Regions from separate parts of the Homo sapiens genome. Here region 1 is linked to region 2. A link is an interaction called in ENCODE POLR2A ChIA-PET data of the cell type or tissue named here. Cell type or tissue: CD4-positive, alpha-beta T cell. All regions are shown on one strand.

The links. Peaks named below come from ENCODE experiments on the same cell type or tissue, not always from the same donor. Only the 100,000 strongest peaks of a DNase experiment are listed, where the experiment ranks them.
Region 1: POLR2A ChIA-PET joins it to region 2 with 5 read pairs; 9 of 35 experiments call an interaction of 5 or more read pairs at or near these places.

What each region holds. Positions count from the first base shown.
Region 1 is chr18:75,160,214-75,164,213 of GRCh38, reverse strand. No RefSeq gene overlaps it. Among named protein-coding and RNA genes, the nearest start is that of PTGR3, 47 kb to the left of the region's middle. In CD4-positive, alpha-beta T cell, no CTCF peak of the experiment used is centred here; a DNase peak (open chromatin) is centred at 2,293; H3K4me3 peaks cover 988 bases.
Region 2 is chr18:75,214,731-75,218,730 of GRCh38, reverse strand. All of the region lies in intron 1 of TSHZ1 (teashirt zinc finger homeobox 1), which reads right to left. Among named protein-coding and RNA genes, the nearest start is that of TSHZ1, 5.9 kb to the right of the region's middle. In CD4-positive, alpha-beta T cell, no CTCF peak of the experiment used is centred here; a DNase peak (open chromatin) is centred at 2,330; H3K4me3 peaks cover 473 bases; H3K27ac peaks cover 1,180 bases.

The sequences.
Region 1 (4,000 bases), 55 kb after region 2:
CCCTCCTGTCTTCATTGCTTGGAAAAGAAACAATGACGCACTTTGCCTGGTGTTCAGTGCAGGTGTTCCTTTACCCCTGGAGTAACATTTTGCTTGGTGTTCAGTTAGACTGAGAGTCCTGAAGTCCCAAAGGCTTGGCCTTGAATCCAGGGTCCAGCCCTTCCTAGTTGGTGACCCTAGCAAGGGGTACGTGCCTCTCAGCCTCCACTCTCCCAGCTGGACAACAGGGGCTGCATGAAGACCATTGTCCATGACATCAGAAGCAGATGCACAGAGCTTACTGCAGCTCTTGGCACAAGGCGCACCCTCAATGAGAGTCAGCTCCTCCCGTCTCTTCCCATGGTCCTCCCCTCGCCCCTAGGAAAAGAGGGTAGGCCTGAAATGGGGGCAGGAGAGACAAGCCTCTCCTCTTTCCCTCTTTAGAATTGCCTGGTCAGCAGCCTTAACCTTGACCTGAGCTCAGCCCTACCCCTGGGGGAGGATTTCACCTAAGAGCAGTGCCCGAGTCAGTCTACCCAGTTGCAGCAGCAAGAAACAAACCTTCGGGGTCGTTGCATCCCACACCAGACGTCCTGTGCAAATCTGGGTGCAGTCTGTACCTCACATCCTGTGGACCCTTCAAAGCCCATTCTCTTCCGGCTCCCTTATCACCATCACCTCTATTGCAACCTGCTCCGTGGGATTCACTGACCTCATGACAATTGTTTACATGAAAGAAAAAAACACAAGTTGATCATCAATCATTCTTACTTTCTTACTTGAGAATTCCGTTTAAGAACAAGAAGAGTCTTCTTTATTTTAGAGGCCTGTTTTGTTGACCAAGTGTAACTTGGAGGTCAGCACAGGAGACCTGCTGCTGTCTGAACCATAAAGTGGGATTTGAGAGGGCACTACATTGGTTTGTAGAATTCAGGGACCAGCCAAACACCTGCACCCTGGCCACAGAGCAGCTCAGGGTGCCTCTGCATACTTGCTCGTGAACATCCCATAGGACACGTCAGCAAAGTGATGCTGCTCCACTGCGACTCTGGCCAAGTGTCACACTCCTAGGAGAAAGAGCCCTGTTGACCAAGCCACCCTTGGATAATGACCACAGCAGAAGGGCACAAGCAAAGGACAGACAAGGGCGCTGGGGGAATCCCTGTCAGCTGAGCAGGCCCCCAGTGGGTGTTCATGTAATTAATGAGCAGTCATTGTCCTTAAGACAAAGCTAATAACAATGCAATTCTATTAACAAGAGCTTTTTATTGAGAAAGTATTATAATGAATATTCTTCTTAATGCTAAAGTAATTCCTTCCTTTGTCTGGTTGTGAGGTTTTTGTTTTTAATTTTTATTATTGTTTTTATTTTTTGTTGTTATATGCAAGATTCTTCACAGACATGATCTTTAACCCTCAGTCTAAACAGCCCTATGAAGTCGGTATGATTAGACCCACTCAGATGAGAAGGCAGGCCTGCAGGGGCCAAGCAACACACCCAAGGTGACATGGTCAGTACATTGCAGAACTGGGACTTGAGCCCAGATCTTCCTGCCTCTAGAATGCACTGTCGGATTTAGAATGAGTCACTGGCGTAAGCAGCCCAGGCATGACCTTATGGATCTAGAATGATGCTAAGGAGACAGGTGGAGCCATTCTTGTCCAGAGCTGCTAAACCAAGTGTACATTCCCCACCTCTAACTGCCAGGACACCCATCATAGAGTGCCAGCTCTCTGCAAGGAAACTCAGAAGCTCTTTGAAAACTGGACGACTGACTATTCCCACATGCCTTGGTCTTGCTGTTCCCCTCCCCACCTTCCCACCAGCAGGAATCTTTCAAGGCTCAGTGTCAACGCCTCTCATGGGAAGCCTGCCTGGACTCTCGTGTTTCTGAATAGCAGCACTGGCCACGCTCGGCTTTGCATAGAAGGTATTTTCATCCACCCATTACTCCTACCAACATTCTTCCATCATTCCCTTGAGATGAGGAAGACATGGTCTTCTATGTCTTCCTTGCCACATTAGCCTCTTTAGCAGGCCTGGGGCAGGCTCTCCGTTGTTGTTGGGTTGAGTTGAAAAATGCCACCCTGCCTTGAATGCCTCATAGTGAAGGAAGAACTCTCTCCAATCACACCTGTCCCTCTATCTGGAGAAGACAAAAAGAAGGGTCTATTTCATCATCAATCTTTAGAGTAACGGAAAGAGATAGAAAAATTCCCAGCATGCTGACTGTGGCAGCAACTACATGGGCTCACTTGTCTTCTAGTCCTCCCTGCGCCCTCTGAAGGTAGGTGTGGCCATGCGACTTGCTTTGGCCAGGGAGATGTGGGTGAAAGTGAAAGTGCTTCTTCCAAGTGGAGCCTTCGGACCTGGTGTGCTCACTGCGTGTCCCCTTTCCTGTCTGGGCATCCCAGGAAGCCTGTGCCCGGATGGACCCTGAGGGACAGCAGTTGACAGAGCCTTCCTGCTGATGCTGGACACGTAGCACGAAGAAGAAAGAACAGTGCTGTGTGAAGCCACTGAGACGCTGGGGTCACTGTCGCCACGGCATAGCCTCGCTGTTTCACAAATTCACATATTGTGCCTTCTTCTCAGAATAATCAGCTCTTATTTATTGATAGAAAGAGGGTTCATAATAATGAGGTTAAATCATTGAGTGTGGTAACAAATTGTATATAATACAGCCCTAGCTCTGTTGTGCAGTATAATTCTGCACAAATGCACACACACGCACACACACCCCAAAGCAGAAAGTACGGACTTTTTCTGGCAGCAATTGTTCATGCTCTATGAAAGCTGTTAATTTTTCTCACTGGAGCTAGGCCAATTCAGTTCAGTTCACGAAGGCAACCATTGCAGAATTTTGTCTAGCATTGTTTTCTAGAGGTACCTCAGTGCCACCTAGAAGACTGGGTATTTTCCCTTAATGAAAAGATAGTCAGAATAGGGGGAAATGCTTTTCCTTTCTTTCTTCCTTTCTCTTTCTTCCCTTAAAAAAAAAAAAAACCCAGAATGATGTTGTGATTACCTTGCATTTTGCAGCATAGTGGATATGACAGTCAACCAAATTAATCCCATTATGCAAAACCCAGTTCGCAAATGGTTTTGCATTTTTGCAAAATTATGTCAATTTTCCCATAAATTGGAGAGACTGTGTCAGTTTTCTGAACCGCACAGAGACGCTTCTCAGTGCTGTATGTCTATATTTCCCTAATTCAGAAGCATACAGATTTTAGCTCCATGGCACAAATTAGGATTCATAACTTTAATGCTGATACTTTTGTTTACGTGAGACTTGCATGAGAATTGCCATTCATTTCACATTTATTTACAATCTTCTTCCTCATCATACTCATCATGATGGGAAAAAGAAAAGAGCATTAGCAGTCTGGGGAAAAAATGGTTAAAACAAAATTCTTAATTATTTTGATATTAAGAACATGATTCATTCTTTCTTTTCCTTTCTCCAGCACTCAGTCGGGTGCCTGCAGCCCTCACCCTGAGTGTCTGTGCCTTTTTCTCTGTCCGTGTTCAAGTGTTCAGGCAGCAGACAGAGCTTCCCAAATGCCGTCCCCCTGGCCAGCCGCAGACAGGCTGTTGGTGGCCAAATCTTCCTGGCATTGACTGTGATCTGTGAATTCCCTGTAACTGGACCAACTCATCAAATTCAACCCACTCCTGCCTTGAGCTGCCGAACAGCCGGGATCTGGAAGGCTCGAACCCTGACCCCTGTCACCAGCCCTCCGAGCCTCGCACATCTGCTGGCTGGATGCGGCACTGCTTCACCTGGTTCATTTCAAATGCAGCAGGCCCCCTCCGCTCCAAGCCCAGCATCGCCTCCTCTCCGTCTCTCTCTCTCTCTTTTAAAGGGAGAAAGAAAAAGCTTCCTTGTTTTGAAGACTGGCGCTCCGAGGGCTAAACTACTTACTGAATTCGGAAAATCTATTTTTTAATGGTTCTTCTTTCTCTGCGCAGCACTCTTTATTTCGAGAATGCTTTCTTGAGCAGCGAGTTGTTGAC
Region 2 (4,000 bases):
TAGGCTTTTCCGAGAGGAACCAAGAAAACAATAAGAACTGACGTGGGTGCAGGCTGCTAGGGTGGAACGGCTCCCCCCAGCCCGGCCCCCACAGTGTACAGGTGCAGGTGTGGCTCCTGCCCTTGGCTAAGTGGGGCTTGTCTAGTTAACGACTTACAATGATGAAAGTGTTTTGAACCATAGTCTCGTAGAAGATTGTTCTAGACCTGGCCTCTCAGGGAACATATATCCACCCTTAGCTGGGCATAGGCACATTTAATCAGCAGCTAATAACTGTACAGGAGGAGCTGTTCCCCTTCATAAATCAATGTGCAAAATTGCTAATACACTAGTTATCGATTAGCACACCAACACTCATTTTGAGGCTATAGCTAAGAACTAACAAAGTGACAAGGGTAAAGTGTTATTTCTTTCACACGCAGACAGCTGGGCTGGAAAAATGACTCCAGCAGGCAGTAATTCTTAATTGACACCTGTCAAGATAATGGCAGCAGTCACAGCTGCTGTAGGAGAATTTGTCCCTCGCCCTGTTCATCTGTCAGCTTTAATACCCTTCCTATGCACATATTTTTTTCCTTTGCTCTAATCTACCTAAATTGTCCTGGCTTTTGTTTGAAACCTGGGTTTTGGTAGCAGTTAATCCCTTCCTAATATCTGCCCCATCTATGATTCAACAATAGTGCACATCTTACACATAAAGTCAAGGCATTAGGGCTTGATTACACAAATGAAAAGGTGGGAGGTGGGGAAGAGAGGAAAACATGTACCTAAAAACAGAAAGAATCCCCCTGGGTAGCACACCTCTTTAAGTTTTCAGAATATTTTTAAATTTTTATGTTCTTTGAGGTTTCTTTTTATAACAATCGACCCAATATCCATTCTCTTCATGAGATATAAATGTCATTATTCTGTCATCACTGTGAGTGCTAGCTACCACTTGAGAATACTCAATCTCCCTAAGTCCCTTCTTTCCACGATCAACATAACAACATGCTCTTCGTGACACGCCATGCAGGTAGAAACCCATATACATAATATTTTGCATGAAACATAAAAGTCTTGCATTATTAAAGTTGCGGTCTAGCAAGAGCGAACGCAGCCCAACAAAGGCACAACCACACAAGGATTCCTTTCTCCAAAAAGAAAACCTGGTTCATTGTTTTCTTAAAAAGGATAAACCAGAAGATATCATTTACAACTTTGTTCTAATGCCTCCAAAGTACAGTCTTTACTTTCCTTTCTGCCTAGTAAAACAAACAAGAAACCAAAACAAAACAAACAAAAACACTACTATGACAAGTGCTCCATTTGGTCTATAAAATAAAAAACAGAAAGTAGAAAAAAAAAACCCTTGGAGGAGGGGAGAGGGGACAAACTAGTTCTATTATTCGATTCAGAATCCCTTACAGGTTGTCAAGTTGTTGTCTTCCTAAAAGAAAATGATTATCGCAAGTGTTCTTTGCAAATGTGAATTCACACAATCAATGATTATCTATTTCTTGGGATGTTCTGTTTATGACACTGTTAATCGTTCATAAGAACCAAGCAGCCCTCTGCAGAGGCCTGCCTAAGGCACTTTGCCCCACACACAGGGAGTAAGGTCTAGGCCCTGCCTTCCCTTCAGCAGCCAAAACTCTTGGCAAACCCCTGCCCAGGCCTCTCCACCACCACAGCTAAAGCATGCCTAGAAAGCAGGCGCCATTGATCAGGAACTTTCTGTTGATAGCATTTACTATACATGATCAGGCGGCACAGGGCACAATTAACCTTTCCCCTGGCCCTCCTCCTCGGTGAGTCTGGCGTTTGGCTGGAGTGAAAATGCACAGGCAGAAACAGGAGTGGGTCCCGGCCCAGTGGACCATGCCTTTCCAGAAGCTCCCCAAGCCAATACCATCCTGACCCCAACACTTCCTCCTTCCCACCCAGGCCCTCCTCCCTGCTCTCTGTTGAAACGTAAGCCTCACTGGTGGGCACCACCCTGGGCGACTGTCTTGGTTCAACTCCATCACCAATATGCTTTCAAAAGCAGCCACAAAAAATAGCTCACACATTCTGCACCCATATGCAGCCATCCAACGACCAGAATAGGGCAAAGTGATTTCTAAAATACTACTTCTGACCTAAGACAACACAAAACCTCTTATAACCAAGGGTATGATAAGTCTTAGGGAGAAAATGGTCTTACAGTGAAACAGTTTTCGTTATCGGCCTGTATAGATACTACAGAAACTTTCTGGAATGTATTCCCCTCCCCAATACATTAACATAAAATCTCTAACTTCCTACCCAGATCCAGTTTCACTTCTATTTGGCCTAGAAGAGCTCATCACAAATTACCCCACCACTGTAAACATCACAAGCACCGCAACAGGAAATACACAATATCACCATTTTTTTAAAGAGTAATTTTGAAGTATACTACACAACTAGATGTTTTTAAATACATTAACATAATATTAACATAATAAGCAATGAAAGAAAATTATCCATTGTTTGCTAACAGTTATGCTAAAGAGATGCAGTGAGTAGGAAATAAGACATGCCTACAATTAAAAAAAAGATATTTCGGTCTTCATTCAAAACTGTTTCTTACTATTTTCATCCCCCTGTATGAATAAATAATAATTAACAAAATTAAACTTAAATATTCAGAAAGCATACGCAGGCGGCGCCTAAATCTCTTAGTGAATGAATGAATGAATAAAACTGACCAGCCCCCCTCCCCTTCCAACCCTCCCCCACCACACACCCACAAACACAAACACACAGACACACATACACAGAGTATAAGCACAGAGACTCCAGCACACACACTCCCAGCAGAACAGGGCAGCCTTAAGTAGCTGACAAAATACTAACAAAGGAACACATGTAAATACATGCTACGGCCCCTCCCCGTGGGATTACAACCTGTGTGTGCAGGGTGGTAGGAGGGCGGCCATTACAGTGGCACCACTAAGACAAATTGTTTATCCAGACACTACATGTTTTCACAGAATATTTCCTGTTCATCTTATTTATAAAAGCAGTTTACCTCTGAAATCTACTTACTCATCCAATCAACATCATTTAATATTTTGCAATGATATTGCAGTTGGAAGTTCATCATTTAGCCTTCCTGGGAGGAAAAGGTGCCATTTTAGGATCAAGCATTTTCCCTCCTCTGTTCAACTGAGAGCTACAACTGGGGTGTTGAATCTAAACATCCATTTCTACAGCTTGACAAAATTTGAGATATCCACCGTTTAAGCTTTTTCTCAATATCAGTTTTCTTTGTGTGTGTGTGCCAGGGTGGAATTTCAGGCCTACCAGGGCCTGAGATGTTCACCATCTTGAGAGAGGCACACTCCTGTGATTTCACAGGTATAATTCTTACCCAGACACAGACTTGCCCTGCCCTAGTCCACATATTTACAGATGGCATGAGAATCACTGGAGACGGCCCGGTGTGCTCCCAGCCAGCGACATTCTCTGGTACAGATCTATTCTGCATACACCTGAAAAGACTGATTTTTAATAACTTTTTATTTCAGGCCTGTCCCTCCCTTTCACTTAAAACAGCATGTCTAAGTCACAGCAACTATAACCATGAGGGTCTTCAGCATTGAAGAAATAAAAATACATAACAGCTGAGTGGTTGGTTTTCTGTCTTGGCTTGATTGCACAGTTCAAAGCCAGGATTACGGAGGTCATTAAGCAGCATTGTCTCGGTGACATGATTAGTCAGGTAGCAAAGTCCATTTGTCACCTGCACCAGCAAATTGAGTTAATACTGCACTACAGGCTATGGGGACTGTATAATATCAACGTGATTACATCAAGCGGGATGCAAACTTGACAGCTCACTGAATTTGTCCGCATTAATCGTTACGCCTGTCACAAATCCATCAGGTTTACAGATAATTAGGGGCCTGTTAATGAAGCTGGCTAAACAACCTTACCTTTTTTGATAATTAAGAAGCCGCTTCATTACGAAGGGACCATTTCCTCTGAGCAGTAT